Linked DNA regions of Homo sapiens: region 2 is linked to region 1. A link is a loop called in an ENCODE intact Hi-C map of the cell type or tissue named here. Cell type or tissue: sigmoid colon. All regions are shown on one strand. Links, peaks and the distances in the headings refer to the core of each region. The heading gives the core; the rest is flanking DNA. Region 1 has its middle 160 kb from the start of ESRRB. Region 2 has its middle 120 kb from the start of VASH1.

What was found. Peaks named below come from ENCODE experiments on the same cell type or tissue, not always from the same donor. Only the 100,000 strongest peaks of a DNase experiment are listed, where the experiment ranks them.
Region 2: a loop joins it to region 1, with 3 times the contacts of the local background. A loop is called at or near these places in 1 of 110 quality-filtered maps.

What each region holds. Positions count from the first base shown.
Region 1 is chr14:76,530,135-76,546,123 of GRCh38, reverse strand. No RefSeq gene overlaps it. Among named protein-coding and RNA genes, the nearest start is that of ESRRB, 160 kb to the right of the region's middle. RefSeq lists an enhancer at 1-130. In sigmoid colon, for the core only: no CTCF peak of the experiment used is centred there; a DNase peak (open chromatin) is centred at 8,033; H3K4me3 peaks cover 485 bases.
Region 2 is chr14:76,635,994-76,651,982 of GRCh38, reverse strand. No RefSeq gene overlaps it. Among named protein-coding and RNA genes, the nearest start is that of VASH1, 120 kb to the left of the region's middle. RefSeq lists an enhancer at 3,963-4,257. In sigmoid colon, for the core only: CTCF peaks have their summits at 4,076 (motif pointing right) and 6,864 (motif pointing right); no DNase peak of the experiment used is centred there.

The DNA.
Region 1 (15,989 bases), core at 3,298-11,297:
TGGGAAGGGTTGGGCTCAGGTGTCATGCAGTCATGCTACATAAATCTGGCTGGCCATGTCTCTAGTCTGCACCCCTCTAGGGGCCCTCCCGAACTTGGGTGGGGCCTACTGCCTCTCAATTCTGGCTTCAGCCTTGGCTGCTGTCTTTCTAGTCTCCCGACTGCATCTCTGCCAACCAGGACCAGCCCTGCCCCACCCTGTCCCCAACCCTGCTTCCCAACGCCCAGCAAGGACGTCTGGACCTTGATGATGGGCATGGGACTTGGGCATCTCTGAGAGTGCCGGCCCCTGATTGGCTATGTTGTGGATTCAGCTGTCGGGCTGACTCAGCTCCTTCTTGATGGAGTGTTTTCTTGTTAAAAGAAGCATGAGTCTAAAACAGTAATTCCCAGACTCTGTGTGGGCTGTTCCCTTCTCCAGCCATCGCTGTCCACTGCTGAGAGTGGGCCTTGTTCAGCAAGTGTGATGAGGCAGATTAAAGACCAAGACCCTACTTTAAAAAGTTCAATATATACCCAGGAAGCAGAAGTTGCAGTGAGCCGAGATCGCACCATTGCACCCCTGCCTGGGCAACAGAGCAAGACTCCATCTCAATAAATAAATACATACGTACATACATACATTTTTAAAAAAAGTTTAATATATAAAACAAAATGAAAGGCCAACCGGGAAAGACCTTCTAGGATTAGCTCAATGACAGAGTGGTACACAATAATGATGACGATGATGATGATGACGATAGCAGCTAACACCTACTGAGTGTTCGCCATGTGCCAGGTACTATAATAAGCAATTTGTATTCAGTCTTGCATTTAATCCTCATAAAAACCCAGGAAGTTGGTATTACAGAGGCTCAGAGAGATCCGCAGTGAGGGTAGAGATGGGATTTGACCCTGGGTCTAACTCTACACCAAATGCTCTTAACTATTCACTGGAAAGGATATTTGTTGTTATTGTTGTTGTTGCTGTTTTTGAGATGTCACCCAGGCTGGAGTGCAGTGGTGCGATCTTGGCTCACTGCAACCTCTGCCTCCCAGGTTCAAGCGATTCTCCTGTCTCAGCCTCCTGAGTAGCTGGGGCTACAGGTGCACGCCGCCACGCCTGGCTAATTTTTTGTATTTTAGTAGAGGTGGGGTTTCACCGTGTTGCCCAGACTGATTTTGAATTCTTGAGCTCAGGCAATCCACCCATCTCGGCCTCCCAAAGTGCTAGGATTACAGGCGTGAGCAACCACGCTTGGCCTGTTGTTGTTGTTTTTGAGACGGAGTCTCGCTCTGTTGCCCTGGCTGGACTGCAGTGGTGCCATCTCTGTTCACTGCAACCTCCGCCTCCTGGGTTCAAGAAATTCTCGTGCCTCAGCCTCCCGAGTAGCTGGGATTACAGGCTCCTGCCACCATACCCGGCTGATTTTTGAGATTCTAGTAGAGAGGGGGTTTCACCATGTTGGCTAGGCTGGCCTTGAGCTCCTAACCTCAAGTGATCCGCCTGTCTCCACCTCCCAAAGTGCTGGGACTACAGGCATGAACCACCACACCTGGCCACTGGAAAGGATCTTAGTGACCAGCCACTCTATCTCTTCATTTTCTGTAGGAGGAAACTGAGGTCCAAAGAGGGAAACCTGTCACCTAGAATCAGTGGCAAAGCTGCAACTGGGTTCTAAGTGTCCTAATTCCAAATCTAAAGCTTTTCTCTGTGAACTAGAAACACAGCTCTCCTTTCCTCCCTCCTGTCCCTCCAAGGCCGAGGGAGATCATAAAGGCAGGGAGAAAGGGAACCCAGGGCCAGAAGAGCCGGGATCTGGATGTGAGCGAAACGATGCCAAACACATAGGCATAGGCTTGAGCCCCAGGGAGCTCAGGGGGGCTGGTTTTAAAGATAGGAGCAGGGGTCCGGAGCCAGCAGAGCAGCTGGAGATGGGGCACATGCAGGTTCCTGAGGGTCATGGTGGGTCAGGATCCAGAAAAGCAACGAAGACCACAACTAGGGGGCCTTGGTGTTTAGAAAACTTTGAAAAGAAGCTGAAGAACCAGGCATCTGCGGAGGCAGGAAAGACCCCAGGGCCTGAGACAGAGCCACCCAAGGAATGCAAGAGACCTAGGCAGGTGCTGGCAGCAAGCAAACAGAAATCGAGGGGGCATCGTGAGGCCCAGGGGTGAGATGAGTGTCCTTATGACCGACAGCAGAAAAAAATAGAGGCAGCCAAGCTGGAGGGACGGGGGCACTAACAAGACATGAGGACCTGGGGCCACTGCCTTGCACAACCTGCCCGAGTGTCTGCAGCAACCTGACTGAGAGCCAGCGGCCTGCCCTGGGGTGGTTTCTTGGTTCAGAGTTGATGGTGGGGGAAGGAAACAGAGGTCAAGAGTATCTTAGAAGTTTTTTCCAAGCATTTAATAAATATTTTTCCTTTGTGATAGTCACAAGTAACTTCTGTGAATATTTAAATTGTTTTAATAACTTTTTTTTTTTTTTTTGAGATGGAGTCTTGCTCTGTTGCCCAGGCTGGAGTGCAGTGGCATAATCTCGGCTCACTGCAACCTCTGCCTCCTGGGTTCAAGTGACTCTCATGTCTCAGCCTCCGAGTAGCTGGGATTATAGGCATGTGACACCATGCCTGCCTAATTTTTGCATTTTAGTAGAGACGGGGTTTCGTCATGTTGGTCAGGCTGGTCTCAAACTTGCCTCGGCCTTCCAGACTGCTGGGATTATAGGCATAAACCACCGTGCCCGGCCTGTTTTAATCACTTTTTCATCAGCCTTCTTCTTAAGGGAAATTTGTGTTGAGACCCGCGTGGGAGCTGGAATGTTTGAGGTTGTATTTTTAATAAAATACATAATAACAAAATAACAATAACAAAAATGTAAATAACAAAACAACAAAAATACATAATAAAAGGTAGAAATAATAAAAGGATGTAATATTTGTATACCTACACCTATGCCTAGTATTGCTCCCTTTCTGCACATTATAAATTTTTTTTTTTGAGATGGAGTCTCGCTCTGTCGGCTGGGCTGGAGTATAGTGGCTCACTGCAAGCTCCGCGTCCTGGGTTCACGCCATTCTCCTGCCTCAGCCTCCCAAGTAGCTGGGACTACAGGCGCCTACCACTGCGAGCAGCTAATTTTTTTGTATTTTTTTAGTAGAGATGGGGTTTCACCCTGTTAACCAGGATGGTCTCGATCTCCTGACCTCGTGATCTGCCAGCCTTGGCCTCCCAAAGTGCTGGGATTACAGGTGTGAGCCACCGCACCCGGCCTATACATTTGTTTATTTATTTTTATTTTTTATAGAGATGGGGTCTCTACATATGGGGTTTCTCTATGTTGCCCAGGCTGGTCTTGAACTCCTGGCTTCACGTGCTCTTCCTGCCTTGGCCTTTCAAAGTGCTAGCCATCATGCCCGGCCATTTATATTATAAATTTAAAACTAATATTTAAAAAATGTTGGTAAGGAGCGCTATATGGTATAGAAAGAACATGTTTACCTTGAATTTCCCTCTCATCGGGGCTTGCCAGCATCCTCAGAGGTCTTTCCACCTTTGGAAGGAATGCTGCACCCAGCTAGGAAGGGGTGTGTGTTCTCTACTTCACAGTGGTAGACAGCCCTGGAAAGACACTTCCCACATCAGATCGGCAAAGGAATTGTAATCATTTGGGATGCATAAGCAGGCCATGTTGCATCTAAAGTCTTCAATAATTCTGCACATTCCTAATCTGTGCAATATTTCAAGTGGCTGGGTTTTAGACTTGGCTATTTAGAGTTAATGCTGCTACGGGGGTGGGGCAGGGTGGGGGAGAGGGGGAAGTAAGGAGGAGGGGTGACGAATTTCTACAAACCCAGTGCCTCTGCACCCAGAACCTGGTAAGGGGGCAGTGGTCAGAGGGAAACAGAGAGAAAGATATCAAGTGTAGTAATCAGTATGAAAAATGGAGCCGCGGTTACTTTAAACAAGAGCTAATTCATCACAAGAACGAGTGGATAAGTAGCTGAGTTTCAGGCGTTCAGTAAGTTCCCCGTTCTGCTCCAAAAATTATTCCGCCCCTGTCTGCACGCTCCCATAAATCATCCCTTCTTCACATCAGCTCCGATTACCAATTACTCCTGCCTGTAACATGCATTCCTTGCCCAACCCCATCTGATGGGGCCCTGCCTTTTAATTTTACAAATGCTTTTTTTCCCCCACTTTACTTTCTTCTTTCTCCTTCAGTCCTTCCCCTCCCCCAGCCTTCCATTCTCTGGCTGTCTTCTCTTTTTCTGTCTTTGTCATCTCTCCTTTGCACAATGCCCCTCCTCTCTTTGCTTCAGCCCCTGGCCAACCTGGCCATTCGCAGTGGTGCTTTGGGAAGCGGAGTGAGGAACTGCCTTGGGCAGTGGTGGCACCTGGAGCACCTGGGAAAGATGTGAGAAGGGTGTACAGCTCTCCCCTTCCAAACTTGAGAGACATTTGTCCCCAGCCTGCTTCTTGGTCTGTAGGCTTGGACACAGTTTGAGTCTGGGGTTCTCCTAACCTGTTAGAAAGGGCATCCCATTCTCCCCAGAGGAAAGATTTCCACTCCCCCTGGCTCCTGGCATGACAACAATGGTCATAATAAATACTTATCATGAGAAGTACTGGCTGCTGACAATGTTTGAAGGACAAAGGTAGACAGTCTCTGCAGGGCTCTAAAAACTCCTTTAGAAGAGGCCCTGCCTTCCAGCCCAGCTTCTGCTGCTGACATAGAATCACTCAAACTTCAGTCGTTATTGTATCACTTGCACAATTATTGCCACATTTTGGTACCGTATTTTCTTAAAATCAACTTTAAATTAGCTCAGCTCTCAAAAACTTAACTTTGTTCTATGCAAAAATTCATGAACTCATGTGCTTAAACGGATAGTTACATTTTCCCCCATACCTATGGAAATAAATGCTGAGTTACTATACCAGTGAACTTAACTTTATACCAACTGAAATTGTCTTGAGATCTTCTATCGCACGTGTGTCATGCTTTGGCTAAAGCATCAGTCCCTCCTGCACACTCAGAGATGTGGCATGATGGGGACATGGGACCAAGATTCAGAAAGTGTCAGCAGCTCAGACTTGTGCAGACTTCACTGTGCCCTAGAAGCCCCAGGAGCCTGATAAGATGCCAGTTCCAGCCCTACCTTCAGGAACTCCGATTTGGGAGTTCTAGGATATGGCCCACGCCCGGAAACCTGGAGTTGGACACATACCCCCAGGTGTCTCTGACCATGCTTTGAGAAATACTGGTCTATCCTGGGCTTCAAACCTAATTTACTTGGTGACCTTAGGAAAATCACTTATTTTTCCATTTTGTAATTGCTTAAACTGGGAGAACCTTAACTGTTCTTCCTACCTCATAGAGGTCAGAGAAGGTCAAAACTTGACAAGCTAAGTAGCGGATGGATTTTGACAGGTGCCCAGTTCTGTTGAGATGGGACGCACAGGTGTGGCTTGTTTCCTTCAGCATCTGCGGGACAGAGATCCAGCTCCACCCATGGGTATTTGCATACTAGCCTTGCATCAGTACAGCCCATTGTTTTTTGTTTGTTTGTTTTAGACAGAGTCTTGCACTGTTGCCCAGGCTGGAATGCAGTGGCACGATCTCAGCTCACTGCAGCCTTTGCCTCCTGGGTTCAAGCAATTCTCATGCCTCAGCCTCCCGAGTAGCTGGGAGTATAGGAGTGCGCCACCATGCCTGGCTAATTTTTTTGTATTTTTAGTAGAGATGGGTTTGCACCATGTTGTCCAGGCTGGTCTTGAACTCCTGACTTCAGGTGATCCACCTGCCTCGGCCTCCCAAAGTGCTGGGATGATAGGTATGAGCCATCATGCCCAGCCCAGCCCCTTGTTTTGATTGGATTTGAAAATTAGATTCCTGCAGGTTTGAGAACCCCAAAGTGGATTCTAAGCCAGTTTCATGATTGCCATTTGCTATGGTTTGAATGTTTTTGCCCTCTCCAAAATTCATGTTGAAACTTGATCCCCAGTGCAACTGTATTGGAAAGTGTGGCCTTTGGGAAGTGATTGAGTCATGAAGGCTCTGCCCTCATGGATGAGATTGGGTGACCTTATGAAAGGGCTTGACAGAGGGAGTTAGCCTTTTCTTGCCCTTCTATCTTTCACGGTGTGAGGACAGTGTTCCTCCATTCTGGAGGATGCAGCATTCAAGGCACCATCTTAGAAGCAGAGACCAGACTCTCACTAGTCTACCTGCTGGTGCCGTGATGTTGGACTTCCCATTCTCCAGAACTGTGAGAAATAAATTTCTGTTCTTTATAAATGACCCAGTCTCGGGTACTTTGTTATGGCACCACTAACAAAACAGACTGAGACACCATTTAAATAGTGTGGGGGGTATAGATACATAAAAAGTCACCCAGAAGTCCAGGGTGGGAACTAGGGCACTGCAAGCAAAATATTTAGGGTGCAAAACTTAAGGATGCACTTCCTGTCGGAGGCTGGCCATGCACTTGCACAATCCTGAGAGTGAGGACCTCCTTAAATGTCATGGATGGGGTGTCTTGATCCTCTCAGTCCTGGCTCTGCAAAAGCCATAGCGTTGTTGGATCTAAATCCTCATAAGGCAAGGTGAAGGCAAGAGAAAGAACCAAGAGTCAACTGAACATCCAAAAGGAATGGCACTGTGCCCTGTGGGGCACACAGATGCCATATCTGGCAGTCTCACAAGCACCTGCAATGGAAACAGCATCAATATCAGTTTATACCTGAGGACATCCAGGCTTATAGAGGTTAGGAAAGAAGAGGAAAGGAAAAAATAAAGAAAGGAAAGGAAAAAAGAAAGGAAAGGAAAGGGGAAAGGGAAGTGAAGGGAAGGGGAAAGGGAAGGAAAGGAAAGGAAGGGAAAAGGGAAGGGGAGGGAAAAGGGAAGGGGAGGGGAGGGGAGGCAAAGGGAAGGGAAGGGAGGGGGAGGGGAAGGGAGGGAAGGCAAAGGGGAGGGGAGGGGAAGGGAGGGAAGGCAAAGGGTAGGGGAGGGAAGGAAAGGGAAGGAAAGGGGGAGGGAGGGGAGGGGAGGAAAGTGGAGGGAATGGCAGGGAAGGAAAAGGGAATGGAAAGAAAGGGAAGGGAAGGAAAAGGGAAGGGAGGGGAGGGGAGGGGAGAGAAGGGAAGGAAAAGGGAAGGGAGGGGAGGGGAGGGGAGAGAAGGGAAGGAAAAGGGAAGGGAGGGGAGGGGAGGGGAGAGAAGGGAAGGGAAAGGAAGGGAGGGGGAAGGGAGGGGAGGGGAGGGAAGGGAAGGGAAGGGAGGTTCTTTTTTTTCCACCAAGTAGTAGCATTGATTCCACTTCATGAATGAGGTCAGTGGAACCCAGAGCCTTTATATGTTTCCCATATATTTAATAATTTATTATTTTTAAATCACTCCTTGACAAAAAAATACTTTAGATCACGTATTCACTTAGATGACTACATCCATCCTTCAAACATGACTGAGTAGGCATCCAGTCAGGCACAGCAAAGAGTCAGATTTCTTTCTGGAATCATAGAAGCCAGTGGGAGAAAAGATTAGCTGGTGGCATGAATGAGATGGAGTAAGTAAAGAAAGGAGCGTCTGCTGCATGATCAAGGGGAGCGGGAATTATGCCAGAAAGCTTAAGCTGAAGGTGATTGTCAAAACTTCACAGGATTTAGCCCTGAGCTTCCCTGGTAAATACAGTAGCTGCCATCAACCAATAAAAAGCATCCCCGCCTGTGACCTGTCGGATGAGAGATGATCTCCCCAGCACTAAACTGAAAGCACACTTTGGTGCTGAGAATCTTTACATAAGGGGCACCGACAGCAGCAGTGCCAAGGAGAATAACGTAGTAATGAGAATAGCTGCCGTTTATTGCATAGGCACTTTCAAATGCTAATGTAATGCTCTCAAGTATACCACAAAGCAAGTCTTATTCTAACCTTCATTTTTTTTTAGAGTGGGAAACTGAGACTCAGAGACAGCAAGCAGCTTGGCCACAATCCCAGTCATTAAATGCCCGGTCTGATTGAAAGCAGATTTTCCCAAAGTGGCCAGTATCCCTTGGCTGCTCCATTTACAAGACCAGTGCCGCCGGTCACAGGATGAAAATCACCTCTTACTACTGACAGGATATATTAAATAAGTGACACAGACATTCCAGTTAATTAACTATGTTGCCCCCTGCCCTTTCATTCCATAATCAACCCTGTTATCTGGGGCCAAGTTTCCTAGTGTCTCCTATTTTATTAAAGTCCTTGCTTCCTGTATCTACAGAATCTCTATAGAGCTCTAGAGAGGCCTCCAACAAGGGAGGGGATACGGACTAGGAAGAGACATCATATCTGGGTGCCATGAGCACCCAGATTGAGTGAGACCTGGGTGAAACTGTCAGGAGCAGAAGTTCTCAAAGTGTGGTCCCATAGCGGCAGCAGCACCTGGTACCTCATTAGATATGCAATCCTCTGACCCTGTAGAAGTGGGTAAAACTATCCCAGACCTATTGAATTAGAAACTTGAGTAGGCCAGCAATTTCAGGTTTAACCAGCCCTCCAAGTGACTCTGATACATGCCAAAGCTTGATTACCGCTGGTTTAAGTTAGTAGTTTTCAACTGTGGCTGCACATTGGCGTCACCTGGGAAGCTTTAAGAACTACCAATGCCCAGGTCTTACCCCCAAAAATTGACATTATTATTGTTATTATTATTTAGACAGGGTCTCGCTCTGTCACCCAGGCTGGAGTGCAGTGGTAGGATCATGCCTCATTGTAGCCTCGACCTCTCAGGCTCCTGTTCTGTAGATCCTCCCACCTTAGCCTCCTAAATAGCTGGAACTGAGAGGTGACAGCGTGCTGGCAGTCCTCAGAGCCCTCGCTTGCTTTCGGCACCTCCTCTGCCTGGGCTCTCACTTTGGCAGCATTTGAGGAGCCCTTCAGCCCACCACTGCACTGTGGGAGCCCCTTTCTGGGCTGGCCAAGGCTGGAGCCCACTCCCTCAGCTTGCTGGGAGGTGTGGAGGGAGAGGCGCGAGCGGGAACCGGGGCTGCATGCAGCGCTTGTGGGCCAGCTGGAGTTCCGGGTGGGCGTGGGCTTGGCGGGCCCCGCACTCGGAGCAGCCGGCCAGCCCTGCTGGCCCCGGGCAATGAGGGACTTAGCATCTGGGCCAGCGGCTGCGGAGGGTGTACTGGGTCCCCCAGCAGTACCGGCCCACCTGCGCTGTGCTCGATTTCTCGCCGGGCCTTAGCTGCCTTCCCGCGGGGCAGCCCTCGGGACTGAAGCCTGCCATGCCTGAGCCTTCCCCCGCCTCCGTGGGTTCCTGTGCAGCCCGAGCCTCCCCGACGAGCGCCGCCCCCTGCTCCATGGCGCCCAGTCCCATCGACCGCCCAGGGGCTGGGGAGTGTGGGTGTAGGGCACCGGGACTGGCAGGCAGCTCCACCTGCAGCCCCGGTGCGGGATCCACTGGGTGAAGCCACTTGGGCTCCTGAGTCTGGGGGGGCCTTGGAGAACCTTTATGTCTAGCTCAGGGATTGTAAATACACCAATCGGTACTCTGTATCTAGCTCAAGGTTTGTAAACACACCAATCAACACCCTGTGTCTAGCTCAAGGTTTGTGAGTGCACCAATCGACACTCTGTATTTAGCTGCTCTGATGGGGCCTTGGAGAACCTTTGTGTAGATACTCTCTATCTAACTAATCTGATGGGGACGTGGAGAACCTTTATATCTAGCTCAGGGATTGTAAACGCACCAATCAGCACCCTGTCAAAACAGACCACTTGGCTCTACCAATCAGCAGGATGTGGGTGTGGCCAGATAAGAGAATAAAAGCAGGCTGCCCGAGCTAGCAGTGGCAACATGCTCTGGTACCGTTCCACGCTGTGGAAGCTTTGTTCTTTTGCTCTTTGCAATAGATCTTGCTGCTGCTCAGTCTTTCGGTCCACGCTGCTTTTATGAGCTTGTAACGCTCACCGCCAAGGTCTGTAGCTTCACTCCTGAGCCAGCGAGACCACGAACCCACCAGAGGAAGAAACTCGGAACACAAGTGAACATCAGAAGGGACAAACTCCAGACGCGCCACCTTAAGAACTGTAACACTCGCCGCGAGGGTCCGCGTCTTCATTCTTGAAGTCAGTGAGACCAAGAACCCACCAATTCCGGACACAGAACCACAGGCATGCGCCATCACTCCTGGCTAATTAAAAAAAAAAAATCGTCTGTAGAGATGGCGTCTCCCTGTGTTGCCCAGGCTGGAAGAATCTACTTTAGTGGGTTTGGGATATGACTCAGGCATTGGGATGTTTTTTAAAATTTCTTGGCTGATTCTAGACTGTAGCCAAGGTTGAGAAGCCCTGGTTTAGAAGCTCAGAGAACTCTAGACCTGACCCCAGCTCAGTCCCCCTGAGTGATAGGTGCCCCAGAATGGGCTCCCATGGGCTCAAGAGTTCAAAGTTGTCACTTTGCCCCTGAAATTCTTCTTGTTTTGAAGGCTTAGAATTAAGGCACTGGACATTGGGAAGTGCTGTGCAACCAAGGAAGAAACATGGAATTGGAAAGACTTTTTTTTTTTTTTTTTTTTTTTTTTTGAGACGGAGTTTCACTCTTTCGCCCAGGCTGGAGTGCAGTAGCATGATTTCGGCTCATTTCTTGAATGATTTATTCAACAGCCTCCCATAGTATCACCTCACTGCTAGATATTTACTGAGTGCTCACACCCCGACTCTGTTCCATGAGCTTTATATGTGTCTACTAGTTTAATCCTTACAAAATCCTTATGAGGCATTTGCATTTTACAGATGAGGAAACTGAGGCCAAGAGAGTAAATAATTTGCTCAGGATTTCATAGCTGCATGCAGCAGATTCAAATTCAAGCTGTCTGGCTTTGGAGCTTAATTTTTAACCACTCTACAAACCTCCTCCAACCAGTGTTCATGTCCACCAGAGGTACCTTCCTGCGGCACCCTCGGAATGGGGTTTGGCAGACACTGATTGTTGTTCACCTGGTGTCTATTCTCCATTTCCTCCCAACTAACAACACTGATTTTATTTAGGACTCCAATTTATCCCATTAAAAATACCTTCATACCTCTCTGTACCTAGAGTGACCATGTGAACTAGTTTTTTAGTTTCGCTCTTGTTGCCCAAGCTGGAGTGCAGTGGCGAAATCTCGGCTCATTGCAACCTCCGCCTCCTGGGTTCAAGCGATTGTGCTGCCTCAGCCTCCCAAGTAGCTGGGATTACAGGCGTGTGCCACCACACCCGGCTAATTTTTTGTATTTTTAGTAGAGACGGGGTTTCACCACGTTGGCCAGGCTGGTCTGAACTCCTGATGTCAGGTGATCCACCCACCTCAGCCTCCCAAAGTGCTGGGATTATGAGTGCCCGGCTGTGAACTAGTTTTAATTAAGGAGAAATAAGCTACAGGATGGTGCTTCCAGGGAGATTCCTTTTTTTTTTTTTTTTTTTTTTGAGACAGAGTATCACTCTGTCACCCAGGCTAGAGTGCAGTGGTGCAATCTCAGCTCACTGTAATCTCTGCCTCCCCGGTTAAGGCAATTCTTGTGCTTCAGCCTCTTGAGTAGCTGAGACTACAGGCACACACCACCATCCCCAGCTAATTTTTGTATTTTTAGTAGAGACAGGGTTTCACCATGTTGGCCAGGCTGGTCTTGAACTCCTGACCTGAAGTGATCCGCCTGCCTTGGCCTCCCAAAGTGCTGGGATTACAGGCATGAGCACCGCGCCTAGCCCAGGGAGACTACTATCCAGGAGGATTTCCAGCAAGTATAAATGGGAACAGGGTCAGCTAGCATGAGCCATTCTCTCTTTGCTGTTCCCTCATTCTTTCTGCCTGTAGCATGGTAGCAAAACCTGGAGGTGCAGCAGCCATCCTATAGACATGAGAATGAAGGTCGCCTGCTGAGAGAGTTAGACAGAGCCTGGGTTTCGATGACTTCCTCGAGTTGTTGCACCAGCTCTGGACGACTGTCCTCAGGACTCTTGGTACAAAAGGAAACTAAGCCTATAATTGGTTCAGTGACTGCATTTGGATTTCCATTAAATGCAGCCAAATGTCATATCTAATAAACACAGGGGATCACGCATTCTTCAAAGTTTGTGTTAATGGTCAGTCTCATAGCCCACCACTAGCAACAGCAGTGTCCTTAAACTTGGGTATAAATGGGAATCAGACAGGGCTTGGGGGCCCTGTACACAGTGACTAGGACCCACCTTCAGAGCTTTTGATTCAGTAGGACTGGGGCAGGACCTGGGAATTTGCTTTCATATTCTAGCAAGCTCCCAGGGGATGCTGATGTAGCTGGTGCAGGGACCACACTTTGAAAAAGACTGCCCTACAGCACGGGGCTCAAACAACTACTGACCCAAAGTGCATTTTCAGCCCTTTCCCTGATTCCCCTGACTCATTTCCCCAAGACACTATTCTCCAGCCACACCAGGCTGGAGGATGCCCCAAATACCCAACGTGCCCACACCTCCAAGGCTTTGCCCAGGTCAGTCCCTCACCTTGCAATGCTCATTCTTCCTGTTTTTCTGCAACCCAAACCCCATTTGTCCTTTAAAACTCAGGCTTCTTTTTCATGACATTTTCTCCAATGCCTCCGGAGAATGAAACTTTCTTCCTGCTGAGTCTCCCTGAGCTTTGCTTTTTATCTGTTCAAGCATCTCTTTCATTCTGCTTGGAATTATAGGCAGTTGTTTGCTTGGCTATCTCTCACCAGGATGAGAGCTCCATGTGGGCAGAGACCAGGTAATAGTATTCAGCTCTGTAATCATCCCCTCTTCAACCTGGCCCAATGCTATAAACATACAAGTTGCTCATAAATTAATGAATTACATGAGAACATTTAGATAGAAAAAAGTTTCTCCCCCAAATAAGCATAGTTAACATTTACTAAGTACTTCCTGTGTGCCAGAACCTAGTCTATATGCCGTGTCTCACTGCCATGAGGTTTTAAAGGAGGTTCTATTATCCTCCTATAGATGAGGAAACTAAGGCACAGGGAGTTTAAGTAACATCATATGTCTAAGAAGTGGTGAAGGTTGCTGAGCATGGTGGTTCATGCCTGTAATCCCAGCACTTTGGGAGGCCAAGGTGGGTGGATCACGAGGTCAGGAGTTCAAGACCAGCCTGGCCAACATGGTGAAACCCCATCTCTACTAAAAATACAAAAATTAGCCAGGCGTGGTGGCACATGCCTGTAATCCCAGCTACTCCAGAGGCTGAGGCAGGAGAATCGCTTGAACCTGGGAGGCGGAGGTTGCAGTGAGCCGAGATCACACCACTGCACTCCAGCCTGGGCAACAGACAAGACCCTGTCTTGGGTAAAAAAACAAAAAGTGGTGAAGGCAGGATTTGAACTGGAGCCCATGCATTTAGCCATGCATCAGCCTGCCCCTCAAGCACAGAATCCAGACCTGTCAGGTCAGGGACAAAGAAATATTAGCAAGAAAGGTGATCTATTCCTGAGTGACCAGGAGGCTAGTAAAATTAATCAGGGTCTTTAAGTGGCTGAGAAATGAACTACCTATTAAAACCTGTCTTTAATAAGAAAAATAAAGTTAGGAAATGGGTGCAATTAGTAAGTCATAATAAAAAACAGGTAAAGGGTCACTTAGAAAAATTAAATGCTAGAGAGATACATAAATCAAGGGGCCCTATGGCATGCAAACCGAAAGGTCTTGGCAGAATTAGCTAATGAACTTAAGAAACTCTTGACACCTACTTTCAAAAAGCGACGGCAAACAGGGAGATGGCTAGAGAGGGAAAAACGTGGGACTCAAAAAACAAGAAGAAAACCGATTCCAGCAATTTCCCTCCAGGGAAGCCGTAAGTTCCGTTTGTAGGCAAGCCATAGAACAAATTTTATGATTAAAAATTTACGATAAATTTTACAAGTAGAAAATCCAGTAAGCAGCTGGAGGGCAACAGAGACCTGAGCCATAAACGGAACTGGCAGGTTTACACAGAAGTCATGCCGGGAAACCATAATGCTTTTTTATTCTAACTAACTTGTAATATTAGTGGGAAGAGGGTCCACTGAAGATTTAGTGCTTTTTGATTTTAGAAAAGCCTTTGATTCAGTGTCTCATGAAATCTGACTGGCAAAATTAATTTAAATTGGCACAGACAGGGACCGTCTCAGGGATGGGGCTCGGCTGAAAGGCTATAAACACAGGCGTGATGAATGGGAGACGCAGACCAGAGGGGCAAGGGGGCAGGCCCGGGCCTGCTGCTGGGCGAGGTGAGATCAGCAGAAGCGGAAACCCGATCACATCGTCGGTCTCCATGAAGGTGAGGTTCATGGCTGGTCAATGAAATCTGCGTGTGTCATTTAGCCAGGGTGACACAAGGAGGAGAGGGTGGGAAACCCAAGAGATAATTATCGCCAGAAATTAGTGTGTGCTGTACGGCAGATGCCTGTGACCTGAAGAACCAGTCTACCGGACAAGAAAGCTAAGTCCAGGTTAGTGTACAGAAAAATACTGAAGAGATGGGGAGATACACAGGTGGCCAAAGCTGGAAGCAGGTGTAACAGAAAACCTGCTTTGAACAACTTATCTCACACGTAGGAATTAGACAGGTGGGGTTAGCTTCAGGCACAGAATGATCAAGGCCCTGGCTTAATCTCTTTGCCATTTTTTTGACCCTGTCCTCTCCGTCATGTTAGTACCTTCCCAAGGCTGGCTTTCCTCAAGATTGCCACCTTGTAGTGAGTTGAATGGTGGCCACCAAAAGATAGGCCCATGCCCTGGAACCTGTGAACTTGATCTTATTTGAAAAAAAGTGTCTTTGCAGCTGTATTAAGGATTTTGAGATGAGATCATCCTAGATTGACTGGGTGGGCCCTACATCCAATGGTAAGTGTCACTGTAACAGACAGGAGACACAGGCGCAGAGGAGAAGGCTGCAGGAAGACAGAGGCAGAGGAGGAAGTGATGCCTCCACAACTGAGGATTGCCTGGAGCCAGCAGAAGGTGGAAGGGAAGGAAGGAGTCACCCCTTGGGCCTTCAGAGGGAGCACAGCCCTGCCAGGACTTCGATGTTGGACTTCTGGTCTCCAGGACTGTAAGAGAATACATTTCTGTTATTTTAAGCCACCCAGTCTGTGGCAATTTGTTACAGAAGTCTCAGGAAACAAATACATGCCTGCTAGTGTGCTTCCTGTGGGTGAGCCGGCTGGCTTTGTGTGGTTCTCTGGTTAAGACTGAAGAAGTCAGGCCGGGCGTGGCGACTCGCACCTGTAATCCCAGCACTTTGGGAGACCGAGGCAGGCAGATCACCTGAGGTCAGGAGTTCGAGACCAGCCTGACCAACATGGAGAAACCCCATCTCTACTAAAAATACAAAATTAGCCAGGCATGGTGGCACATGCCTGTAACCCCAGCTACTCGGGAGGCTGAGACAGGAGAATTGCTTGAACCTGGGAGGTGGAGGTTGCGGTGAGCTGAGATCGCACCATTGCACTCCAGCCTGGGCAACAAGAGTGAAACTCCATCTCAAAAAAAAAAAAAAAAAAAGGGTGAAGAAGTCACTTTTCCGTAAGCCCCAAGCAAGCCACTCTCACAGCTCTCTGGCTAACATGGGCCCAGCCTGGTCCTTGAACCAGTCATGGACAAGGGATTCAGACCATAACACATGGCTTCCACTCCTCTTTCCGGTGGAATGGACAGTGCTCACTGGCTACCTTCTAGATAGGGAGCCTCCTAGCCTGTATCTCCCTGGAGGATGAGCTAGAGCAGAGACCCACCCAACCTGTGCCACCATACACGACGCACGGGTACTGTAAGGGAGAAAGGAACCTTCCTGTTTAAGCCACTGCGATTTGGGGCTTGTGACTCTAGTCTACATAACTAATGTGAGGGGAAGATCACTGGAGCTATCTGGAGGGACTGGCAGAATTTGACAGGAAGATATGCAAGATATTCCAGGTGGGCAGAACTGTAGGAGCAGGAAGGGGACAGGATGTTCAGGGAAAGGCGGTGGCTGCCCCTGCCGA
Region 2 (15,989 bases), core at 2,950-10,949, 110 kb before region 1:
AGTGAGGTAGCTGCGTGTTTATACACCAACTCCCACCAGCCACTGGTGGAGGGCCCCAGGCTGCCTTGAGTTTGTCTCGTGATGGGAGGTTCTGGTGTGCTTTCATGGCCAGAAAAACTTGTGGAAAGGGAGATACAGATGCTGGCTGGTGGAGGTCAGGCCAGCCTGCTCAGAAACAGTACATAGCCAAAGGGTATGGTTGGGGCACTGACAGCTTCTGCTAAATTGTGGGAACTGGTACCTTCCAGATGGTGAGTCATTCAATCCTCATTATAAGCTGATGAGGCAGGTGATGTCCACACTATAGAGATAGGGGAGCCAAGGGGCATACAGTTCTCATGTTTCTTGACTAGAGCATTGTTCTCTAGAGCATAGGATGTTTTTAGCATCCTGGACTTCTTCCGCTAAATGCCAGTGGCACCTTCCCATTCCTCAGTCATTGTGATAACTAATTAGCCATCCAAATTGAATAAAAAAATCCTCTCCCCTCCCAAATGCTGAGTGGAAAGGATCTTCTGTAAGGCAGGTGTTCCATTTAAATCACTTTACATTCTACCCTAGGGTCATGTTTATTGGTTAGATTGAGAATGAGCTAATCTGCAGCAACATAATTGTTGGAGCACCCTTTCCATGTTCTGTGGAATGGGAATTCTTAAACTGAACTCATGGGAGTGTCTGAGGACTGAGTAACAAACGTGTTTAGCACAGTGCCTGGGAGAAAGTAAGTGCTCAGACAACCTCAGCTGTTATTATTGGCTGAAGAGAGCTCTTTTTTTCAACAGCAATGCATTTCTTACCTGTTCCTCATTTCCTCCCCGCTCTCTCTTTTTCCCTGTGTTCCCTGCCCCCATGATACCCCTGTCCAAACTCCTTGAGACCTCTGGGCAGAAGAAGGAACTGATGCTTGCGTCTCTGTTTTCACAAAACAAAGCTGTAGTTATCAGGCCAGAATCATCTCTCAGCTGAGGCTGGAGCAGTCCAGAGAGGAAAAAAGGCCACATGTTGGGTAGAGATGCCATGCTGACAGCTGGGATTCAGCCCTGAGTGTTAGCGAGTGTTGTGTGGGTGCGTTCAGGGGAGCTGGAAGCTCAGTGTGCACAACATGTGCATGCCAGGCCATCCATCTGCACACTCATGAACAGCAATGTCTAAGTAGATGCAGCCTTCACAATCTTTTACCCAGACTTTTGTTTTCTTTGCTGCAAAGCCAGGTCTTTTATAAGCCTTTGGCCATGTTTGGCAATATTCATGTCATGCCTCTTCTAGAACCTGTTCAAGCCCATCACAACGTGTGCTGCCTCTCACTCCAATTTCCCTCTCCCCAAGCATCTTCACCCAGATGGGTTTAGGTTAAAATTGGTAACACTCCTGTGGTGTGTGGGGAAGGGGAAGACATGTGACCAGGGGAGGCCTGGGGCATAACGGCTACTTAAATTCTGCTAATGGAGTGATGGAAGTCCAGCAAGGATGGTGACTGCTTTCTTCCTCACCATAATCCCCATAAGTGTGCACTTTCTTGGGTACTGCATGGCGTGTAGTTGATGGAAGACTCAGCCCTGTAACTTTTGCCTGGGTCAGGCCTGAGTGCATGGGTGGAGGGGAGGGGTCAAGTTTATGAGTTGATTATGAACTGATTATAAGTAGAGCAGCCTCAGCCTGTTTTAGTGCTAGTGGCAACTCCAGGGTCATTCTCAACACTACACCAACGTCCATATCCTCAGGATAGATGAAAGGAGGTGCAAGACCACTATTAGCAGAATTGCTTTTGTGTGTAGGATGGTGGGAGCTAAGAGTGAGTGCATTTGATCTTTTCAAAGTGACACTGTCAAGCTCCTTAGTAGAATCCATAGTCCCAGAAGATGAGGCTTTATTTTGTTGTGCATCTTAGCATGAGAGCAATAACTAGAGTAATAGTAGGATTGAACATGGACTCACCATGTGGCAGGTGCCAAGAACACAGTATTCTGTTCTTCACCACGTATCCACAATATGAATAGCGCTGGTACTCATGTTCCCATTTTACAGATAAGGAAACAAACTCAGGGAAATCAAGGATTTGGCTGATAAGGCCACAGAACTATTAAGAAACACAGCAGGGATTAGAATCATCTTTTGGAAATACAGTTAGATCATAAAAATAAGACCTAGTATTCCATAGTACGGTAGGGAAATTATAGTTAACACTAATTTATTGTATTTTCAAAATGGCTAGAATAATTGCAATGTCCCTAACAAAAAAGATGAATGTTTGAGGTAATAGCTCAATTACTCTGATTTGACCATTACATTGTGTACATGTGTCAAAATATCACATGTACTTCCAAAATTTGCACAACTATTATGTAACAGTTTAAAAAGTTATAAAAGAATGATCTTTTAGACACCTAAGGCTCAGCACTGTTGATATTTGGGGATAGATCATTTTCTGTTTTGGGGGGTGTCCTGGGCATTGTAGGATGTTTAACCACAACCATGTCCCCCATCTGCTAGATGCCAGGATTACTTTCCCTATACCCACCAATTGCGAAAACCAGAGATGTCTCTCTCCAGACATTGCCTGGGTTGAGAACCACTAACCTAGTCCTTTCCATCTCACACTTCTAAAAAGAGCACGGTTGGAGAGTGGCCTTCAGCCTCTACCTCTGGGTCACATGCAAGGCCCAGTCTACTGGTTTCCCTTTCAGCCTCTCCTGACTCCACTCTTCACTAGGCCTGTGTCAATTAATTCATTCATTCATTCACTCATTTATTCAATGACTACTTATTAAGCATCTGTGCTGCACCAGGAGATAGAAATAAACCATAGAAGCTCCTGCCCTCCTGGAGCCTATATTCCAGTGAATATATAAACAGTTCATAATCAACTCATACACTTGACCCCCTCCCCTCCAACCTGTGCACTCAAGCCTGACTCAGGCAAAAGTTACAGAAAGTACCTAATAGATATTAATGTAGCTATGCTAACTCATGTCATTCTCACAGCAACCATTGTTATTTGCTTTTTTTTTTTTTTGAGACAGAGTCTTTCTGTCACTCAGCCTGGAGTGCAATGGCATGATCTCCGCTCCCTGCAACCTCCGTCTCCTGGATTCAAGTGATTCTCCAGCCTTAGCCTGCTGAGTAGCTGGGGCTTTAGGTGTGTGCCTCCATAACTAGCTAATTTTTGTATTTTTAGTAGAGACGGGGTTTCACCATGTTGGCCAGGCTGGTCTCGAACTCCTGACCTCAAGTGATCTACCCACCTCAGCCTCCCAAAGTGCTGGGGTTACAGGCATGAGCCACCACACCCGGCCCTGTTATTTGCATTTTATAGGTGACCAGTCCAAGACACAGAGAGGTTAAACAACTTGCTGGAGGTCACACAGCTGGGAAGCAGTGAAGTTGAGAGTGAAACCCGCGCTGTTGGGCCCCACACCCATGCACCTGACCACTGTACTCTCCTGCCTTTCCAAACCTGGGTCTTCATTCCACAGCCCCTTCCAACTGCTTTGGATATTGTCCCACATCTGTCCCAGTGACATTTTAGACTCATAGGTAAATCTAAACTTGCCATCTTTTACCTCAAATAGCTGTCCACCTTATCTCTCCCCATGGAATCATCATTGTTCCTGTCAACCAGGCTCAAAATCTTGGTGCCATCTAGAAATCATAACCTCCATTCCCCGTAACATCTCCATTCCCAGGCCCTGCTGGTTTTTAATACGAATCTCTCGTCTTCATCCCAATGACCCAGTGAGGCAAGACTATTGTATCTTCTCTTTGTAGATGAAGAAATGGAGGATGAAAGAGGTCACGCGCCTTGCCCAAGATCACACAACTACTAAAGGTTAGAACTTAACCATGTCCTCTGATCACGAAATTTGAACAAGGAACTAATTATTTCGTGTAAAAAAATCTTGTCTCTGCACCTACCTCAAGAGCTCCTAGAAGCAAAGGCCATGACAGTGCTACATCTGCATCTCTTATGTAGAGTCTAGCATTTGTGTTGACTGGAAGAACCAGAGCTATGAAGGCCAAAGTTAGAAAGATGTAACCCAAGATGTAACCCAGACTCAGCGTCCTAAGAGTTGATGCTCTGGAAGTCCACTAGGTGGCAATGTTTCCTCCATGTAGGAGGCCATCCCAAAGCCAAAGTGCAGGGTGCTACTGAGAGGCTAGGTTGAAAGTGACCACAGCATTTGGATTTGAGGTGGTTTCCAATGAGACACACACACACCATGTTTAGAATCTTGCTGGGCATTCAAACACTGATGAAATCTTGGGGACTGTTATTAGGCAGTGGTAGAGCATAGACAAGATTTGTTTTCTAGTCTAATCCTTGACATTACCGAACAAGATGACCCTCAGGGAGTCTCAAGCTCTCTCAGCTTTTATTTTTATCATCTGCAAAGTAGGGATAAGAATATATGCTTGCTTTCGGCTAGGCACGGTGTCTCACGCCTGTAATCCCAGCAATTTGGGAGGCCAAGGCAGGTGGATCACTTGAGGTCAGGAGTTCGAGACCAGCCTGGCCAACATGGCGAAACCTCGTCTCTACTAAAAACACAAAAAAATTAGCTGGGCATGGTGGCGCACACCAGTAGTCCCAACTACTCAGGAGGCTGAGACAGGAGAATCGCTTGAATCTGGGAGGCAGAGGTTGCAATGAGCCAAGATCACACCACTGCACTCCAGCCTGGTGACAGAGTGAGACTCCATCTCAAACAAAAACCCCAAAAAACCCCCAAAACACAAAAATTAGCCGGGTGTGGTGGCAGGCACCTGTAGTCCCAGCTACTCAGAAGCAGGAGAATCGCTTGAACCTGGGAGGTGGAGGCAGTAGTGAACCGAGATCACGCCACTGCATTCCAGCCTGGGTGACAGAATGAGACTCCATCTCAAAAAAAAAAAAAAAAAAAAAAAAAAAAATCTGCTTGCTTTCACTCACAGACAGGGCCATTATGAGGCTTAAGTTGAATACATGTGAAACTAGAGATGGCTTTACAGATGTAGTTTATTATAATTATGGATGTTATGAAATTAACTTACCCATTAGTTCAATAATTTATTTTGTAGAAAAGCATTACCTAAAATCTTGCTATTCAAAGTGTGGTCCACAGACCAGCAGAACTGGCATCACCCCAGAACTGGTTAGAGCTATAGAATGAGTCTGCTGTGGACTGAAAGTTTGTGCCCCGCCTCCAGCCAGGATTTCTATGTTGAAGCCTGAATCCCCAATATGATGGTGTTTGAAGTTGGGGTCTTTGGGAGGTGATTAGGTCATGAGGGTGGGATCCTCAGAATGGGATTAGTTCCCTTATAAGAGGAGACATGAGAGAGATGATCTCTGTTCTCTGCCACATGAGGATACAGCAAGAGGGTGGCTGCCTATAAGCCAGGAAGCAGGCCCTCTCCAGATATGGAATCTGCTAGCACCTTGATCTTGGACTTCCCAGCTTCCAGAACCATTAGAAATAAGTGTTGTTTCAGCCACACAGTCTGTGGTATCTGTTATAGTAGCCCAAACTGACTAAGGCAGAACCTCATCCTAGACCTTCTGAATTGTAACACTGTGCATTTTAACAAGATCTCGAGGTAATTTGTATGCACAGTAAAGTCTGATATTAGTTAGAAAATGATTAGTTTTAGCGAATTAATAAAATAGCAAGAAAAACAAGCTCTGGAGTTGCTTGGGTGTTAATACTGATTTTGTTCAATTCAGTGACCCCCATAATATGAAAAGTGGCTGCTATGATGAGCCTGAATCTTGTTAAGCAAATTGTTTGCAAAGCTTAAAAAATGTGTCTGTATCCAAGTTAGGTTCTAGCGGGTGACTTGAAGTTGAAACAAAACATTCCCATATTTCAATCAGTCAGGATAGACTAGGTTATGCTGCAGTAACAACCAACCTGGCATTTCAGAGGCTTTAAAAGCCCCGGGTGTGTGTGCATCACAGGTGGGTAGGCGGATTCTACTCAGTCCCTCAGGGGTCCAGGCTAGTAGAGCAGCCACCACCCCAAATACTGCAGCGAAGAGAGCTCTGGGGTGGGGGGTCTTGCACTGGCAATTACAGTTCAGCTCGTATTTAACACACAGCACTTCTCCCACAAGCCATTGGTCAAAACTAGTCCCTTGACCCCATCTGCCCACAGCAGGGCAGGAAGCGCAATCGTATCCTGTGCTTAGAAGGTAAAGAGATAGAGCTATTCGGTGAACAGCACTAATAACTGCTACAAAGGTTATCACTGAGTTGGTTGGAACAGCAGCTCCCAGAACTGGGTGTACAGAAAAATTGACTAGGGCTAGCTTGTAAAATGTACAATTCCAGAGCCCCACCGTAGGGACTCTGAATCAGAATCAAGGAATCAAGTGCACCAGGTGGTTCTGATGCACTCTCTCCACAGACCAGGCTTTGGAAGCCCCTGGCTTTGAGTCCTCCTATCCCTTGATCCCATATTGAAGTTTCCTAGCACGCCATAACAAATGACCCCAAACCTAGTGCCTTCAAACAGCAGATATGTCTTCTCTCCCAGCCTCTTTTGGCTGCCGGGGCCTCGGCACTCCTTGGCTTGTAGCTGTGTAACTCCCTTTTCTGCCTATCTTCACGTGGACTTCTGCTCTGTATGTCTGTGGCTTTTCTTTTTCTGTGGATTATAAGGGGCAATTGTCATTGGATTTAGGGCCCACCTGGGTAATCCAGGATGCTCTCATTTTACGATCCTTAATTACATCTGCAAAGGCCCTTTTTCCAGATAAGGTCACATTGGGGGAACATACCTTTTGAGGGGTGTCATTCAATCCACGACAAGCACTCACAGTCACAATGAATCCAGTCTTTGCCCCTTCTGTCTGAACAGCAAGGAGCGGGCTTTGAGAGCCTCACACCACAAGGGGTCAGGCAAGCCTCATGTTTCTGCGGCTTGGGGCCCTCGGCGCCCCGCAGTCCTTTCCCTGTTGGGAAATGCTCCATGCTCCCCTGGTGGGGGTCAGTCTGGGTGAGCTGCCAGCTGGGATCCCGGACCCAACAGCCGATTTTCTCCTCATCTTCCCACAAGAAATAGAGAGATTGCTTGCTAAGAAAGCACCTCCATTTGAGCAGCATGCTCTGAAATCATTGCAGGAACTTAGATATTTCAGCAGCCTCCGACCCATCCAGGACCTGTGTGCTGATGGCCTCCCCTGCCTCAGCTGTGAGGGCTGTGTTCTTGAAAGCTCCCAAGGTTGGAGAATTCCAGGTGGATGGTCATAAGACATTAGGAGGAAAATAGGTGTGGGCATTCAGGTAATCAGACGAACGCTTATTTTCATGTTCTCTAAAAGATGATAGTAATGACCACACATTAAATAGAACACTTCAATGTCATTTGACACATCTTGAATAATAATAATGGCTCCTCAACAATTATTTTTCATTTAAGTAATTCCTGTGCTCTTCAGAAACATTTTAGCGCGTTCAATGAGAGTTTAGACACGGATCTTGCTTGGCTTTTGAGATTAGGCCAAGGAAGGGGGACAGTGTTTTGTGTGTGTGCTTTGGCATTCAGGACCAAAGTGCTTGACATTTTACAACAAGGAGTCCCCAAGTCACCGTCCCTAGGTCATCACCTGGCACACCTGCGGTTTCTCTGCACGGATGGTTGCCGAGAGGCACGTGGAAGTGCGTCGGAGGGGACTCGAGTTTTTCTTGAGCATATTCGCAACAGAAGGGTGGGCTTGCTAGGAGCTTGGACCATCAGACCCTGGCCTTCTGGTCACACTGGCCCCATTGCCACAAGCTGTCAGCCGTGTAGTCACGTCCTCAGAGAGCCCAGCCCAAACAGCCACAGCCTGCATCTCCTTTTCATTGCACTCACTGTGAGGTCCCTCCGTGGCTAGATGGTTGTTTCAGTGTTTCCTTGGTTTCACGTTTGGCATTTTCCCTCCTGGGATGTTCCCGGGGGAACAGTGCCTTTTATATGCAACCCTCTGAGGGTGAGGCCTTGCCCATCCTCCTCTCTGCAGCTTCCCTGGTGCTTTGTAATGTCTAGCACTGAGTAGGTCTTTGATAAATGTTCTTAGGAAAAATGAGTGTCCGCTTGGTTGTGCCTGGAGCTGACCTTCAGGGAGACCTGCTTCTGTTTGTGCAGAAACATTTCCCTCTGGGAAAAGGAAATCTTCTGTTTATTACTGTGAAAGTTTCTTTTTGACCTGGGGACTTTTCAGAGCCTTCAATATGCAGGATGTGAATTATAATGGCCACGAGGGGAATTTAGCGTGGGAATATCAACCTTCTGTCTTCCCGGCTTGGAGCTGTTTTCCCAGAGAAGACCCAAGGCAGGCCCAGGTTCCATCCCCCTGTCTGGTTGTACTGGCCAGCGAGGGCTCCCCACTGGCTGGGGGACCCTTGTCTCTGCCCTGCCAAAGAGAAGTGGCATGAATTCTGGCAGAGCCCTGAACTCTGTGTTGCAGTGGCCATCTCCAAGCTGTGTCACGGTGAGCAAGTCACCTGGGCTCTTTGGGCCTGGGTTTCCTCACTTATTTCATTTAATCAACACATGTTTATTGAGTGCCTGTTAGGTGCTTGGCACGCCACTAGGAACTGGGGCTAAAATAGTGAGCAACGAAGACAGTCCTTCCTTCATGGAGCTCTCAGTGTGGTCAGGAAGAAAGACGCTTCCAAACAGCCCATGTACCAGTCTAAAGATGCAACCATGACGAGCTCCATGGAGAAGTCACAAATGGCATCTGAGATCCTGGGATGGGAAGAGTTGACCTAATGAGGGTGGAGAGCCATGTCAGGGAAGGCTGCTGGAGCTGGAATCCGAAGGCAGGGAAGAGCCACCCATGCACAGGAAACTGCACGGGAACTTCATGGGCTCAGGCAGTTTGGTGGGCGTGACTGTGGCAAAAGGATGCCAGTGGGTCTGGGGCAGAGACAGTGAGGAGGTGGGGAGCAGCAGAAGCCAGAGAGGAGGGCAGGAGAAGGCAAAGGAGGACCTTGTGGGCCACATTAGGGGGATGAGGCTTTACCCTGAATCTGTGGAAAGCCATTGATGTGTCTGATGTCTGTGCATGCAGGGGTGGGTGGCACAAAGCTGACACATGACCAGATTTGCATTTTGAGAAAGCACCGTTCTGGGCAATGGATTGAAGATGAACCAGAGTAGGCAGCAGTAGGCCAGACAGGAGGCTAGTGCTATCATTCAGACGGGAGAAGGTGGTCATGCAGAATCAGTCCTCGAATCTTTATTGAGCATCTACTACATGCCAGGTTTAGTGAGAAGGGAGATAGACAGTAAGTATAATAAATAAGTAAATACATTGCAAAGTATTATGTGCAATGGAAAAAGAAAAAGAAATTGAAGAGGGTAAGCAAGATTGGGAATCGGGATGGCTTGATGGCAGAGATCCTTAGAAGATAAAAATGGCGGTGCTCTATGAAGAAGGATCAGGTTGGGGGGATTAAGTGAGAGACAGTTGTCAAGGCCAATTCCTAGGTTTTTGGTTTGTGCAATTGAGGAATGGTTTAAAAAGAGTTGCCCAGGCGTGGTGGCTCATGCCTATAATCCTAGCACTTTGGGAGGTCGAGGCGGGCAGATTGCCTGAGGTCAGAAGTTTGAGACCAGCCTGGCCAACATGGTGAAACCCTGTCTCTACTAAAAATGCAAAAAAATTTAGCCAGGCATGGTGGCGGGCATCTGTAATCCCAGCTACTCGGGAGGCTGAGGCATGAGAATCACTTGAACCTGGGAGGCAGAGGTTGCAGTGAGTCGAGATCAGCCACTGCACTCCATCCAGCCTGGACAACAAGAATGAAAGTCTGTCCCAAAAAAAAAAAAAAAAAAAGAAAAGAAAAGAAAAGAAAGAAAAAGCATATTAGACCAAACATTACTCTTCTTTCTGATTCTGTAGTCCCATGGGCTCTGAGACAGTGACCCCATCACCTCACCTCAGCTGTTGCAGATGGGTCTGTAATCTTATCTCCACAACCCCAGAGGACTTCCTGCTTTGGAAGCCCCTGTCCTGGATTTGCCACATAAGGATGCGGGCGCTGTTGCTGTCTGCGTGTGGCAGGTCCACTCTGTGGTCCACTGGAGTTCCTGTTGTATCTCCATCAAACTCTCTCCCTGGGGTTGGTCACATTTGCCCCAGGAGAGTGCTTACTGATTAGGGCTCAATTAACATTCAGTATTGGTGCTACTCATTGCTGCCAGCATCCTCCGTGTAGCCCAGCCCTTACCACATCCTCCAGCCTACTCGGTGTCATCTGTCTCCTGAAGCAATTCTACCTTGACCCTCCTGGCTGGTGACCAAAGAATAAGGTGCTGCGGGGTAGGTTTCTTGAGTTGGGCTGGGAGGAGGGAGCAGGAGCTTTAGTAGCTGAACTCTAAGATCTGCCTATTTCCAGGGTCCTGGGCCACCTGGCAGGACTTCCCACAGCTGGCGATTTCCAGTAGAATCCCAGTGACAAGAGAGAGATGGGGTTGGCTGACCCCGAGACTTGAGTCTGAGTAGTCCCTGCTGTGCCCTCACTATAGAAAGGCTGAGGCTTCCTGTCAGGCTCCACCTTGGCACATGCCTGGCGTGGACAAAGAGATATGACAGAATAAAACCATAATTAACATGTATTAAATGCTTCCTATGTGCTGAAGAGCTTTCCATGGATTACTTCATTTAAACCTCAGAGCAACTCTGTGAGGTAAGTGCTATTAACATCATCTTTCTCATTTTAGAGGTGATGTAATCAGGCTTGTATAAGCTGCCCAAGGTCACAGAGCTAGCAAAGTACAGAGCTAGATTCACACCCAGGCCAGCTCTGCTCTGAACCACTGTGCTCCAGCAACTGATGGCTCAGCCTGGAGGTTACCCGACAGGGGATCCCAGTGTTTGGACTCAGTCCTGACTTTGCATTGCTTTATGCAGCAATTTGGAGCAAGTCCATCTGTTCATTCATTGATTCACCAAATATTGATTTAAGGCCTTCTATGCAAGGGCTGGGGGCAGTGAAATGATGTCATCTTGGAAGAGCTCCCAGTCTGGCTACTGAGACAGACACACAAGCACATCATCAGGGTTGTAGAGGGACAGGTGCTTTATGGAGCAGGAGAGGAGAAGGTGACAATGCTTGTCTGGTATGGGAGTGGGAGGTCTGGGAAGAGGACACGACTTTTGCAGAGGAGAAAGGCGTTTTCCAAGGCTTTCCAGGCAGACAGAACAGGGAGCGCAGAGCACTGGCCCTCGCTGGCCAGTACCCATGATGTTTCAGGGACTTCAGGCTGGCTCTGCGATTACAGCAGAATTTCCCAAAGTGTGGACCTTGGGCCACCTACATTAGAACGATTTGGGGTGTGGGAACATTGCAGGCTTCACCCCAGACCCACTGAATCAGAATCTCTAGCTGCTGGGGCCCAGAAATCTGCATTTCCTCAGTCCCTTCAGGGGATGCTAATGTGTAGGGAAGTCTGGGGTACGCAAGGAGAAGCAGGACAGCAGCCACTTCTGGGTTCATAACAGGGTTGGCAAGCTTTTGCTGGACAGGACCAGACAGTAAAGATTTTAGGCTTTGTGTACAAAGAGGAGAGTTGAAGATACATGCTAAACATAACCACTTACAAAAACAGGTGGTGGAGGGGGCTGGACTTGGCCCATTTTAGTTTGACCTTAACCTGCCCGCTCATGGTTTAGAAAGTTAACCATGTTAACTGGTGTGGGTGCAAGTGAAGACAGGGACATGAATGTCACACCTAGGGAAGCAACGGAAAGGTCTCAAGGGCCATAAAGCCCTAAGAGGGGCAGAGAAGGCTGAGAAATATGTCAGTGGAAGGAAGGACAGCGCTGGTCAAGAGCTTGGCAGGAAGGGGGCGGGCAGAGGAAGGAGGTAGCAACTTGTGCCTTGAGCACTTGAGTGGATGGGGATATTACTAGCTTACTATAGTAGCCTATGTAATAATTTATAAATGAGCTGTGTAATAACCCATATATAAACATAGTCAAGTGCTGAGCAGAGGCCCCATGGATTGAGAACTGGAAGGAAGCCATTGTATTTGGCCCTGTGAGGTAATTAATGACCTTTGTGGGAATAGTTTTTGGAAAGAAGTGAGAGCCAGATGTTGGTGGGTTCAAGAGGAACAGGCAGAGAAGAAATGGAACAGGTCAACCCAATGGGTCTCCCAAGTTCTGGCCTGGTGAGTCCGGCTCCGGTTTCCTTTGGCAGATAGTCACACGAGCCAACAGAAACCACACGATGTGGTCAGTGCTCTATTAAAGGCAGCTGCAAAGAAGTCCAATGAGGTAAATTACAGAACTGTGGATACTATTGTAAAATGCCACTGCCTTTAATCCTGAGCTTCCCAGCAACCATGGTAAAGAGGAAAACATGTTCCTATTGTCCAATATGTTATTCCTAAACTTCCATCATTCTTGAACAACTGTAACATTTTTGCCTTTCCTGTGGTTCTAGCAAAATTGTTACTTACTTGACATTTTAAAAAATCAATACAATTATTCAATTTAATTTAAAAATCTTAAAAACTTGATATTTTTGTAAACGGAAAACCACCATCACTAACCACAAATAGAGGATAATGACACAGATAAGTACATATCATTAAAATTAAGAATTCTTGTCTGTTAATATCACTAAAATAACTAAAATTAGTCTATAGGCTACTTACAATATGCCAGTTACATAGTGGGATAATAAAATAATGCATATAAGGTCAATTGAAGACCATCTTATTTGCTGGCATAAAATTCAAGGAAACATTTATTGCAAAAGACACAGAAATTCCAATCAAATGGATGTTTCTTATGAACCCCTGTAAAAGTTAAGGACATAAGATTTAATCTTAACACACTGAATACTTTTCTGTGGGCAGCTAAGAGAACAGCAGACAAGTATGTTTCTTCTGATGATCTAACCCAGGAGTCTGCAAACTTTTTCTGTTAAAGGGCCAGATATTAAGTAATTTATCCTTTGCAGGCCATATGGTCTTAGTTGCAACAACTCTATTCTGACTATATCGGGAAAGCAGCCATAGGCAATACATAAACAAATGGGTAGGGCTTTCTTTTTGTCTGAGATGGAGTCTCACTCTTGTCATCCAGGCTGGAGTGCAGTGGTGTGATCTCGACTCACTGCAACCTCTGTCTCCCGGGTTCAAATGATTCTCCTGCCTCAGCCTCCCGAGTAGCTAGGATTACAGCTGCCCACCACCACACCTGGCTAATTTTTGTATTTTTAGTAGAGACGGGGTTTCACCATGTTGGCCAGGTTGGTCTCAAACTCCTGACCTCAGATGATCCGCCCATCTCTGCCTCCCAAAGTGCTGAGATTACAGGCGTGAGCCACCGCGCCTGGCCTGTGTTTCAATAAAACTTAATTTATGGACGATGACATTGGAATTTCATATAATTTTCACAGTACAAAATATTATTCTCTTTTGATATTTTCAACCATTTAATAATGTAAAAACCAGCTTTAGCTCGTGGACTTTGCACAAACAGGTAGCGGGCTGCCTTTGGCCCCTGGGCCAGATGTTACTGAATCCTCAGTCAGGACTCGGAGAAGCTAGTGGAATGGAGAATGAATGTGTTCTTAACACTGTTCTCCTCTCTCCATCCCCAGTGCTGAAGGGCTTATACAGACTGGTGGCAAGGCCATATAAGCGATTGGCAGCAGAGTTAGGACTAGAACTCAGAATTTTCTTTTTTGGATTCTGTGCTCTTCCTTGTCTAGATGCTGTCTCCCAGGTAGAGGAAGCCTTTACTCTGTGCCTGGCTGATGTAGATAGAACCTCACTTAATCTCTTTGTAAATAGAACCTCACTTAATCTCCTGGCATCCTTTGTGTGGCATATGATCCCATTTTGCAAATGAGGAAACAGAGGTTTAAAGAGGTTAGGAATCAAAAACTTGCTAAGTCATGGAGCCAGAATTTATACCCAGATCTGTCTGATTGCAGAGACTTACTGTCTGCATTATAATTGTGTAGTCCCTTCCTGTTTCTTTGGGCACTTGGTCACATTGGAACAATGACTGCTAAGGAATTGCCTTGGCCAGGCGTGGTGCCTCATGCCTGTAATCTCAGCACTTTGAGAGGCTGAGGCAGGAAGACTGCTTGAGCCCAGGAGTTTAAGACCAGCCTAGGCAACATAGCGAGACCCCTGTCTCTCTCCATACACGCACACATAAAATTAGCTGGGCGTGGTGGCATGTACCTGTGGTGCCAACTATTCAGGAGGCTGAGGTGGGAGGATCACTGGAGCCCGGAGTGAACCACTGCACTCCAGTCTGGGTGACAGAACAAGACCCTGTCTCAAAAAAAAAAAAAAAAAAAAAGAATTGCCTTGACTTTGATGATGACTCTTTTGCCAGTCTTCTTCCTCTCACCCAGCTGAGCTCATCCCCCACAAGACTGCTTTTTATAAGTGAATGGCTTGTGGGAGAAGAAAGCATAGCTCCTACTTTTCAGAAGCAGATGGGCTCTGTGAAAGATGAGGAGAGGGCAGGGAACACACAAGGGAAGAAAGGCACTGCTTTTCCCCTGGATTCCATTTTTTTTTTTTGAAACGGAGCCTCGCTCTGTTGCCCAGGCTGGAGTGCAGTGGTGCAGTCTTGGCTCACTGCAACCTCTGCCTCCCAGGTTCAAGCAATTCTCTGCCTCAGCCTCCTGAGTAGCTGGGATTGCAGGCACCCGCCACCACACCTGGCTAATTTTTGTATTTTTAGTGGTGACGGGGTTTGACCATCTTGGCCAGGCTGGTCTTGAACTCCTGACCTCGTGATCCACTTGCCTTGGCCTCCCAAAGTGCTGGGATTACAGGCATGAGCCACAGCACCTGTCCTGGATTCCTTTTTAAAAAGAGGATTTTATTGAGGTATAATTGACATACAAAAATAACACATTTAAAATGTACAATTTGACAAGTTTTGACATATTTAAACACCACAATCTAGATAATAAACATATGCATTGTCACCCCCTAGTGCCCCTTTGTAATCACTCCTCACCCATTCCCCTCCTCACTCCATCTCCTGGCAACTGTTCATCTGCTTCTCATCACTAAATACTAGTTTGCCTTTTCCAGAATTTTTTGATCATTGAAATCATACCATACATATTCTTTTTTGTCTTATTCTTTCATCCAGCATAATTACTTTGTGATTCATCTTAGTATGCATCAATAACCAATTCCTTTTCATTGCTGTGTGGTATTCCACTATATGGATATACCAAATGTTTATCAATTCACCTGTTGATGACATTTGGGGATTTTGCAGTTTTTGGTTATTACAAATAAAGTGTCTATGAGCATTCACATATACATTTTGGTATTAACACATGTTTTTATTTCTTTTGTGCAAATATCTAGGAGTAGAATGGCTGGATCATTTATCAAGTATTTTTTTTTGTTTTTTATTTTAGAAAGTGCCAAACTGTTTTTCAAACTGGTTCTACCATTATATATGCCCACCAACAGTGTGTGGGAGTTCCACTTGTTCCACACTTGTTCCACATTTTTGTGAACATTTGATGTGCTCAGCCCTTCACATTTAGATATTCTAATACATACGTGGCTTTAACTTGCATTTTCTGATGACTGATAATGTTAAGCATCTTTTCATGTGTTTATTTGCCATTTTTATATCTTCTTTACTGAAACATCTGTTCAAATCTTTTGCCCATTTGAAAAATTGTGTTCTTTGTTTTCTTTTTATTGAGCTTTGAAAGGTCTTTGTTCTAGATACGTATCCTTTCTTTAATCTGTGGTTTTCTTTTTAATTATCTTAAGCTTATGATCACACATAATTTTAAAATTTGTGTGTATCTCCTCTACTTTAATCCTTTTAAGTTGGCAAAAGCACCACTTCCAATCACAAATATACAGCAGTTCTACAGTTTTATGTTTCTGAATGGGTGCGGTGGCTCATGCCTGTAATCTCAGCACTTTGGGAGGCCAAGGTGGGTGGATCACCTGAGGTCGGGAATTCAAGACCAGCCTGACCAACCTGCAGAAACCCCATCTCTA